Regions from separate parts of the Homo sapiens genome. Here region 1 is linked to region 2. Evidence: chromatin contacts called from ENCODE Hi-C or POLR2A ChIA-PET data. All regions are on one chromosome and are shown on one strand. Each heading gives the region's core, a stretch centred on a gene start or an enhancer-like site at or near the end of the contact. The rest is flanking DNA. Distances are from core to core; before and after follow the strand shown.

Region 1 (4,569 bases), core at 1,525-4,024, 71 kb after region 2:
TCAGCCTCCCAAAGTACTGGGATTACAGGTGTGCACCACCACGCCTAGCCTATTTTTTAAAAATAGTCACTTTTTATGGGGGATTACAGTTTAACTGGGCCTTCTGTATTTTATCTGGCAACACTACCCATGAAGAGCACTGTCCAACTTTGAAGCCACCTCAATGTGAATGTGACTTTTATCTGCACCTGTAGTCTGTTTCTCCTCTTCTCCTGGGAGCGGGACTACTCATGTTGATTGGGTGCCAAGGGTACCAACCCGATGCCATATTAGGAAAGCCGGGCATGACCTCCAGGAGCTGGTTTGTTTGTTTTGTTGGGTAAAGATTTTGCCTGCTTACATTAGTGGGTAAAGGTTTGTTTTCTTTTGAGAGAGCCAGAAATATCCAGGCAGGCCTGGCCCCAGCAGGGTTGGTGGAATAGATCACAGCAGCTTCCTCCATGTCGTGCCTAGGAAAGCCCGCAAAGGATTTTTAAGGTCTAGTGGGAAGAGGAGGGAAAGGCATCTTGGTCTTTTGTGTGTGTGTATGTGGAGGGGGCATAGGTTATATGCAAATAGCATCTTCATGTTGGAAAGCCTGGCTTGAAGCTTCTGGACAACTTTCCTGACATGCCTCTACTCACCCCAGCACTCTCTCCACCATGGCCCCCCATTCTGTATCCATACCCCTGGCTTACAGAAAGTTCTTCCTCCCTTTGTGCCTAGCCTTCGATTCCCTCAGGGTGGCATCAGATCTTTTTATCTTCTAACCTAAGACGGAGGCCGCCCTGAGGAGTGTTAACATTGCCCTCCATCCCTGTCTCTGGCTGTTGTTCAGGAGTGCCGGGTCATGTCAGGACACGTGGAAAACCGGCGAACTTTCCTCCCTTGGAAGGTCCTTCTCACCCACCCACCCGCTGGTCCTCTCTCTTCAGGCCGGAACAGTCCCCTGTCCCTCCAGTGGAAGCCCCTCCCCCATGTGGATGTTGTCCTCAGGGCCTTCTCCAGGACATCCTGGGCATGCCTGGCCCCCTGGCTGGCTCAGAGCAGAGCTGAATTCCCTCCTGAGGAGGTATACAGCAGTCCATGCAGCCTTGGGTCCAGTTTGTCTTTTTGGCTGGTTCTTCCTTTTTTTTTTTTTTTTTTGAGACAGAGTCTTGCTCTGTCACCCAGGCTAGAGTGCAGTGGCACAATCTCAGCTCACTGCAACCTCCACCTCCTGGGTTAAAGAGATCCTCCCACCTCAGCCTCCTGAGAAGTTGGGATTACAGGCATGCACCACCATGCCCCGTTAATTTTTGTATTTTTAGTAGAGATGGGGCTTCACCATGTTGGCCAGGCTGGTCTCAAACTCCTGACCTCAGGTGATCCACCCGCCTTGGCCTCCCAAAGTGCTGGAATTACAGGCGTGAGCCACTGTGCCCAGCCTTGGCCGGTTCTTCCTTATTCACTTGGTCGATGAGGAAGCTAGGAAGCTGAGGTTAAGGGGCCGCCCGAAGTCACACAGCCAGCCAGTGGCCGACTTAATACCTTGAACCCAGGTCTTCTGGCTCCTAGACTAGACTTCTCTCGACTGTAACACACTGATCTGCCTAAAGTGCGTCCAGAGGGGTATATAGCCCGGTGGTTCTGCGCATGGACAGCGAGGGCCTGGTATTCAAAACCCAGGCCTTGCGCTCAGTGGGTGTGACATTGATAAAGTTGCCCAGCCTCTCTATTGAGCCTCAGTTTCCTTATTTGTCAAGTGAGGATAATGACAGTGCCTAACCGAAGGGAGTTCCTGGAGGATCAAATGAGAGGACGCTTATGCAGTACTGGTGCAGTGCCTGGCTGGCAGGAACCATTGTCAGAGTAAAATCGAACCAATGTGAGCCCAGGCACGGTGGCTCACACCTGTACTCTCAGCACTTTGGGAGTCTGAGGCGGGCAGATCACTTGAGGTCAGGAGTTTGAGGCCAACCTCGCCAACATGGTAAACACCCTGTCTCTGCTAAAAATACAAAAATTAGCCAGGCATGGTGGTGCACACCTGTAATCCCAGCTACCTGAGAGGCTGAGGAAGGAGAATTGCTTGAACCTGGGAGGTGGAGGTTGCAGTGAGCCGAGATCATGGTGGGACAACAGAGTGAGACTCCATCTCAAAAAAACAAAATAAAACAAAAACACAATGTGAGCAAAGAAAGAGATTCAAAAATCTCTATGTTGTCCAAAATTGGGAGTTGGATTTAAAAGTGACTGAAGGTAGGTCACTTTGAGTAATCTCAGCTACTCAGGAGGCTGAGGCAGGAGAATCACTTGAACCCAGGAGGCAGAGGTTGCAGTGAGCCGAGATCGCACCATTGCACTCCAGCCTGGGCGACAGAGCAAGACTCCATCTCAAAAAAGAAAAAGAACTGATTCCGAACACTCTTTAACGTAGAGTTCTAAGGATGGAAACTAGGGAGGGCTTGGATACCACTCATTTATCCACTCCCCCTTGGCGAGCCCAGTCATTGCCAGGCACTGTTGTTGGCATTGGGGGTACACCAGCGGAAGAAACAAAACCTTGGCCAGGCACAGTGGCTCACGCCTGTAATCCTGAGACTTTGGGAGGCCGAGGCAGGAGGGTCACTGGGGCCCGGGAGTTCAAGACCAACCTGGGAACATAGTAAGACCCTGTTTCTAAAATATATATATACATATGTGCTTCTACGTCGCCCCGCCCCTGAGCCGGCCGCCCAGCCCCTGGTGTGGTGCCTGGCGAGGGGAATGTCCCAGGTGGAGCTGGCGGAGTCACAAGCTCTACTCCACCCGACGAGGCTGTGTGTGCTGGGCCTGGCTCGCAGCCAACCGAGACGGCCGAGCAGCTGGACGAGGCCGTGAAGTACTACACCCTAGAGGAGATTCAGAAGCACAACGACAGCAAGAGCACCTGACTGATTCTGCACCACAAGTGTACTATTTGACCAAATTTCTGGAAGAGCATTCTGGTGGGGAAGAAGTCTTAAGGGAACAAGCTGGAGGTGACGCTACTGAGAATTTTGAGGATGTCGGGCATCTTTGAGATGCCATGGAATTGTCCAAAACATATATCATTCAGGAGCCCCATCCAGACGACAGACCAAAGTTAAACAAGCTTCGGAAACTCTTATCACTGCTGTTGATTCTAGCTCCAGTTGGTGGACCAACTGAGTGATCCCTGCCATGTCAGCAGTGGCCGTCGCCTATCAAGGCACACATGGCAGAAGGCTGAACCTCCTCAGAAGCCAGTGCAGGAAAATCCTGCTTTAGACACAGGCAAAAAGAAGCCAATGCTAATTACTCCAACTGACAGAAAACTTCTCTTGAAAAAAATAATTTTAACATATCTCTTTTTCTTTCTGCCTACATTAGAAATAAAACAAAAAGAACTGTCTTTTCTGCTCTCGGATTTTTCGAGTGTGCCTTTTATTCATCTACTTTATTTTGATGTTTCTTTACTACGTAATTTACTGATTGTAAGCATGATCTTTTACAAATATATCCGGCTTTTAAAATACAAAAATATAGGCTGGGCGCCGTGGCTCATGCCTATAATCCCAGCACTTTGGGAGGCTGAAGGGGTTGGATCACAAGGTCAGGAGTTCGAAACCAACCTGGCCAATATGGTGAAACCCCGTGTCCACTAAAAACACAAAAAGAAATTAGCCTAGCGTGGTGACACATGCCTGTAATCCCAGCTACTTGGGAGGCTGAGGCAGAAGAATCGCTTGAACCCGGGAGTCAGAGGTTGCAGTGAGCCGAGATGGCACCACTGCACTCCAGCCTGGGTGACAAGCAAGACTCCGTCTCACCAAAAAAAAAAAAAAAAGTATATGTATATATATATATATACACACACACACACACACACACACAAATATATAAACACACATACACACATACACACACACATCATTTTTAAACAGAAAGAAACAAAGCCTTGCCCTCCTGCAGCCCACACTCTAGTCGTGGAAACAAGCCATACACAAACAAAAAATGCAGACTGCAATCTCACGTGGTCAGTGATGGGTGAGGAGAAACAGAATAAAACGAGGGCCTAGATATGGTTCTCGCCCAGGGTGGCAGCGCCGCCTAGTGTACATTTTTTAAATTTCTATAGGTTTTTTTCTAGTTGTCCCATTGACTGGGGGCACAGCAGGCACTCAGCTGGCTGGAGTCAGACAAGCCAGACATGCTGCGATGCACAAGATAGTTGGAGAGGTGAGGAGATGAAAACTGATCTCCTCACGTGACTTTAGAATGTCTCAGCAGACATCCATGCATGTGAAAATTCTGTTTGTAAGTATTTGAGCCTAGAACCTCACTTGGTTTTTGTTTTTTTGGTTTTTTGGTTTTTTTTGAGACAGTCTCGCTGTCTCCCAGACTGGAGTGCAGTGGCGCGATCTCGGCTCACTGCAAGCTCCGCCTCCCTGGTTCACGCCATTCTCCTGCCTCAGCCTCCCGGGTAGCTGGGACTACAGGCGCCCGCCACCACGCCTGGCTACTTTTTTGTATTTTTAGTAGAGACGGGGTTTCACCATGCTAGCCAGGATGGTCTCGATTTCCTGACCTCATGATCCACCCACCCTG
Region 2 (4,865 bases), core at 701-3,200:
GGTCCATTATTATTTCCATTTTACAGAAGAATAAACTGAGGCTTAGAGGGGGCAAGTAACCTGTCCAGTTCTAAGTCCAGGGCCCAAGTGTGCTGGACACAGCTGACTAGCTGCAGCCCAACCTGTCCCCCATTCTCCCCTTCTTCTTTAGCAACAAAATCCTGAAGTCACTTCTAGACCATAACCCAATGAAACAGCCTGAGATGTGACTTAGGTCCCCAAAGATTTAGGTCCAGAGACACCCAGGGCAGGACTGTTAGTAACAGCAAACCAGAAATAACCTAGAACTTGAGACTCTGGAGCAGAGAAATGGTTCTAGATGCTGGGACATAGGGATGGTGGGAAGCTGGTGCAGCCACTCTAACAGCAATTTCCAAGGTGTTTAAATGGCACAGGCAAATGCTCAACTGTTCCCCCAAATGCAAGTGGCAAAACTAGGGACACAGAAAAGCCTAACCTGAATGCACATCATATAGAAAAAGGAGCATATTTTATGTAAAAATTGCTTCAATAATTATCTCTGGGTTTTCATTTGTGAGCCTATCTTGACTTCCCAAGATTTCCACAAGTACATATTACTTAATGAGCAAAAGAATAATCTAGAGTTATTTTTAGCAAGCACAGACCCTCGAGGCCTGGCCACATCCTGTGTAGCACAATACCTCAGTCCTTAATTCACTCACCCAGTAGACACAGCGCACATCAGGGCCAGACCACGTGCTCCTCAGAGACCAGCAAGTCCCAGCCTCAGGAGGACACACCAACAGGCAGCTCAGCTTGGTGTGCGTGCGTGTGTGCGCGTGCATGTGTGTGTGTGTATGTGTGTGTGTGTGTGTGTGTAGGGGGCAGAGGCGTCTGCTGGGAAAGCAGGGTAGGTGTCACTGCCAAGGTGACATTTAGCAATTCTTTTTTTTTTTTTTTTTGAGACGGAGTCTTGCTCTGTCACAGGCTAGAGTTCAGTGGCGCGATCTCGGCTCACTGCAAGCTCCGCCTCCCGCGTTCGCGCCATTCTCCTGCCTCAGCCTCCTGAGTAGCTGGGACTACAGGCACCTGCCACCACGCCCAGCTAATTTTTTGTATTTTTAGTAGAGACAGGGTTTCACCGTGTTAGCCAGGATGGTCTCGATCTCCTGACCTCATGATCCACCCGCCTCGGCCTCCCAAAGTGCTGGGATTACAGGTGTGAGCCACTGCACCCACCTGACATTTAGCAGTTCTAAAAGCATGAATAAAAATATGAGAGCAGGGAAGGGGCTGAAGAGGGAGATGCCAGGTCCTTACTCAACTGAAATACTCAGGGACGCTTCCTGGTCTTTGGAACTGACCTGAGGCAATGCATCTCCATTCCTGGCTTTGACTACGATGGTTCTGCGCCCAGCTGGACAAGGAGCACAGTCCAGGGCCCTCAGGTCAAGATGCCTCCTCCTCAGAGTCTCAGCCCTGCACCAGGCCAAACGGGAACCGACTGCTGAGGAATCCAGTGTTTGCATCCGAGTTTCTCCATCTGCACCCAGATTCCCTAGGATCACACTCTGAGTAGCAATGCTATGGATACCTTCACCCCAGAATGCCAGGACAGTCAGCTACTTTAAGAGCAGAATCTTGCTTCTGGCCCTTTCTAAAACCCCCGTTCCATCCCTTCCTATTTCCCCTGTGTACTTCATTCCATCTCTTTTCTTTGCTTTTACGTAAAATGCTTACCTGGCACGCTCCACTGAGGCCACGGAATTCTTGACATTTGACAGCCAAGCAAGGGTGGCAGGTACCAGGGAGATCCAGTCCCAACCCTGCGTGGTGTGGTGAGGAGGGCCTGGGGTTCTGGAAGCCTGCCTGCAAGAAGGCACCCAGGCACCCTGGAGCACAGGGAGCCCCACCTGCCCTGGCAGAGCTCTGTTGTCTTGACATGGGATGTGGGAACTTTTTTTTTTTTTTAAAGGATTTGCTCAAATTGACTCAGTGCATCAAAGGCTGGAGAAAGAATCACCCTAGAACTGAGTGCCACAGGCTTCGGAAGCTGCACAAGACTGCAACACGGTGACAGCTTCTATTTCTAACAGCAAACCTAAAAAGCTCAGGAACCAAAATAAAACGGATAGAAATGAAACCACTCAGAGTATGACGACAGTACTCAAAGCAACTCACGAGCATTTCCCCACGCTGTCTTCCAAAATGTGAAAAATGTGATTTTTTTTTAATGGCCACATTGGAGAACTGCTATGAGCAGACCTCATTTATATAACCCTTCCCAGCACCTCATGTATCATCATTATTAAAAAACACTATGGGGATCATGCTTTCACATAACTTTGTCTTATTTGTTATCTACATAGCCTAAGCAAATAGTAAATGATGGAGAATGAAAATAATTGTCAATGTTTAGGGGGAAAAAAATACCTGCATTTCAAATTTTTTAAAAAAACCATAAAATCTATCTTTTAAAAAAGGAAGGAGTAAGCTGGAATCCACAATTGTTAGAAACCCAAAAGTGATACAGAGGGGAGGCAAAAAAAAAAAAAAAATACTATATTCTCCACACTGAAACAATGTATCTTTCTCAACAGCCCAGTTTCATCTGTAGCTGTATTTTCCCCACTGAAATGCCACCATTAATCATAACAACAGATGAGTAAAAATCAATTAATATTCCTTCAGCATCTCTTAGGTGTCTTCAATCCTGTGCGCTGTCATCCCTTTAAAGAGGAAGGAAAAGATCCACAGCCAGGAAACAGACTCAGAAACTCAAACCCAGGTCTCTGGACCCCACAGGGAAGTGAGGCACAGCCAAGAGCAATCTGTGTCCATTACTGGCCTCAAATGACCACATGGAAACACTGTGTGCAGAGCCAGCCCCCCAAGCCCGTGGCGGTCCTCCTTGGAGATGATGGGGTCTGGGGAGAGGTCAGAGTCAGGCTCACGTGAACTTCAGAAAGCCACTGCCCAGGATATGGGTGGACCGCAAGTCTACCATGGGCTGTCCCAGCTCCAAAGACGTCAGAACCCCACAGCGATTGTTATTCCCAAAGCCCTTTACGCTTGGCTCCACAGCACACGGCAGAGAAAATCGACAGAAGGAAGGATGTTCACAGGTGTCCACCCCTACCTATGCCCCAGTGACCTGGAAATAAAATCCATCAAGAGCACCGGGGTCAGCCAGCTGGGGTACGCTGGAGAGTATGGGTGGCAGAGGGAACCCCGCTGTGGATTGATCATTTGACACTGTGTTCAGCATACCTTTTAAAAAAATGTTGGTACCATGTAAAAATATAACCTAAATAACAAGTACATTTTTAATGCTGAGATGGAGAATTTAGCACCTATAATCCTTCCAGAGATGCACACCACGCAACCACGTGAGTCCCCTCTGGCTCTGAATTCCGAGAGCAGCTACCAACACAGGCCTCCGCTGCCTGCACTCAGCACACCTATCGGAAAGCGCCAGTGCTGGCATGGGCTTTCCCTCCCTGGCGGCTGCTCCTCCTGCACCCCCATGCCCAGGCACTCCGGCCAGAAACAAGGGAGGAGTCTGGGGACTGATCCTCCCCCTCTCACCTCCCACATCTACCCAGGTACCACACCCTGCCATCTGTCTCCTGCTGCCCTCTGTCACTGCAGGAGCCCCTGGAGAGCACATCACCCCTCACTAGGCTGCAGCCACAGCCCCTCTCAGAAAACCCTGCTGTCTGCTTTCCAGTGCAGCCCTGTCTAATCACCCTCCATGTATCCTCCCCATGGCTCTTCCCCCATAGCCTCAGGTTGGAGCACCCAGCTTTCGCCTGCAGAAGCCCCTCCATGCCCCCGACACAGCACCCCATGAACAACTCACCTGGCACCGCTACTCTCTCCAGCCTGGTCTCTCACTAGCCCCCTCAAGCCTGGGGCTGTAGCCTTTCCAAGCCATTGGCAGCCAAAGGACCCCCTTCCCCAGCTGCTGTGTGTGGCCCTGGCCATGCTCCTTGTCTGTAAGGCCATTCTAACACCTCGCCTCCTGCCAGCCCCTACGCCCAGTTTATTCCATGTCAGGAGGTATGGCCTCCATCCCCTGATGGCCCACTCCTCCTTACATGCCCAGCCTTGCGTCCTCACCACTCCCCCACAGCTCAGACAGGCCTGCCCTGCCCCTGGGCTTGGGCATCCCCACGGTTTCCCTGCCAGTGGGCATCCCCACAGTTCCTTCGCCTCCAGAGGCCCAGCACCCAGTTCTGCCTCGGCCCCAGGCACATGGACCTTCCCTTGGGTCTTAGTGTCTCTTTCTCAGACTTGCCTTTTCTTGGTGGTTTGATGGTCACCCACCCAACCTCCTTCCCTGAAAGTCTGGTGCAGGAAGGGGTAAAAACACATATACAAAGGTCACCAGCAAGCCAGCCAGCACCAGCTCTGGAGAAAACACGGACAGAAAGACGTATGCCCACCATTCACTCATTCGCAAGCCGGGAGAACTTACTTACTTCCTTGCCTGCTTGAGAAACAGCCGCCGCACCAGAGACTGGGTTTCATAGTGTCTGAATTCTCAAGGAATGTGGATGGAGGACAGTGAATCTCTAACTGGCTGCTGCACTTCTCACACTTACAGCTTGCTCATTCGCACTTTAAAGTCAAACCTCGAGTCCCCTCATGCCAGCAGTCACCTTCTCCCCGATCTTTTACAGTAACTGGGGAAAGGCAGCCCAGAGAACAGGCCAGGGCAGAGGTCAGGCTGCAAAACATGCTTCCCTAAGGACGTCCAGGCTGGAGGGGGCCCGGCAGCAGGTGGGTCTTTCTTTCAGGGTCTTCCTCCACCAAATTCAGGACTATTCCAGAAAGAGGCAGTGAGTCCCTGGATGGGGAAACCGCTCCTCCTGAGCCTTCCCCACAGATTGGATCGGAGT

Evidence for each region. Hi-C counts contacts between places; a loop is a spot of excess contacts on that map. ChIA-PET counts read pairs that join two places held with the same protein, here RNA polymerase II (POLR2A). Pooled maps may share reads with other maps.
Region 1: a pooled map of adrenal gland shows a loop between it and region 2 (5-fold over the local background). The contact joins the enhancer-like site here to the promoter of ITPK1-AS1 in region 2. A Hi-C loop is called at or near these places in 7 of 50 pooled maps. POLR2A ChIA-PET finds 5 or more read pairs at or near these places in 3 of 52 experiments (A549, GM10248 and T-cell).

What each region holds. Positions count from the first base shown.
Region 1 is chr14:93,135,282-93,139,850 of GRCh38, forward strand. It overlaps the pseudogene CYB5AP3. Among named protein-coding and RNA genes, the nearest start is that of ITPK1, 22 kb to the left of the region's middle. RefSeq lists an enhancer at 2,783-3,282. Within about 2 kb of position 2,775, at least 2 of the 41 ENCODE cell types and tissues checked have a DNase peak (open chromatin) inside an H3K27ac peak, as active enhancers do.
Region 2 is chr14:93,065,502-93,070,366 of GRCh38, forward strand. It overlaps ITPK1-AS1 (ITPK1 antisense RNA 1), which reads left to right and starts at 1,951. Exons shown (of 1, transcript NR_002808.2): 1 at 1,951-4,865. All of the region lies in intron 3 of ITPK1 (inositol-tetrakisphosphate 1-kinase), which reads right to left.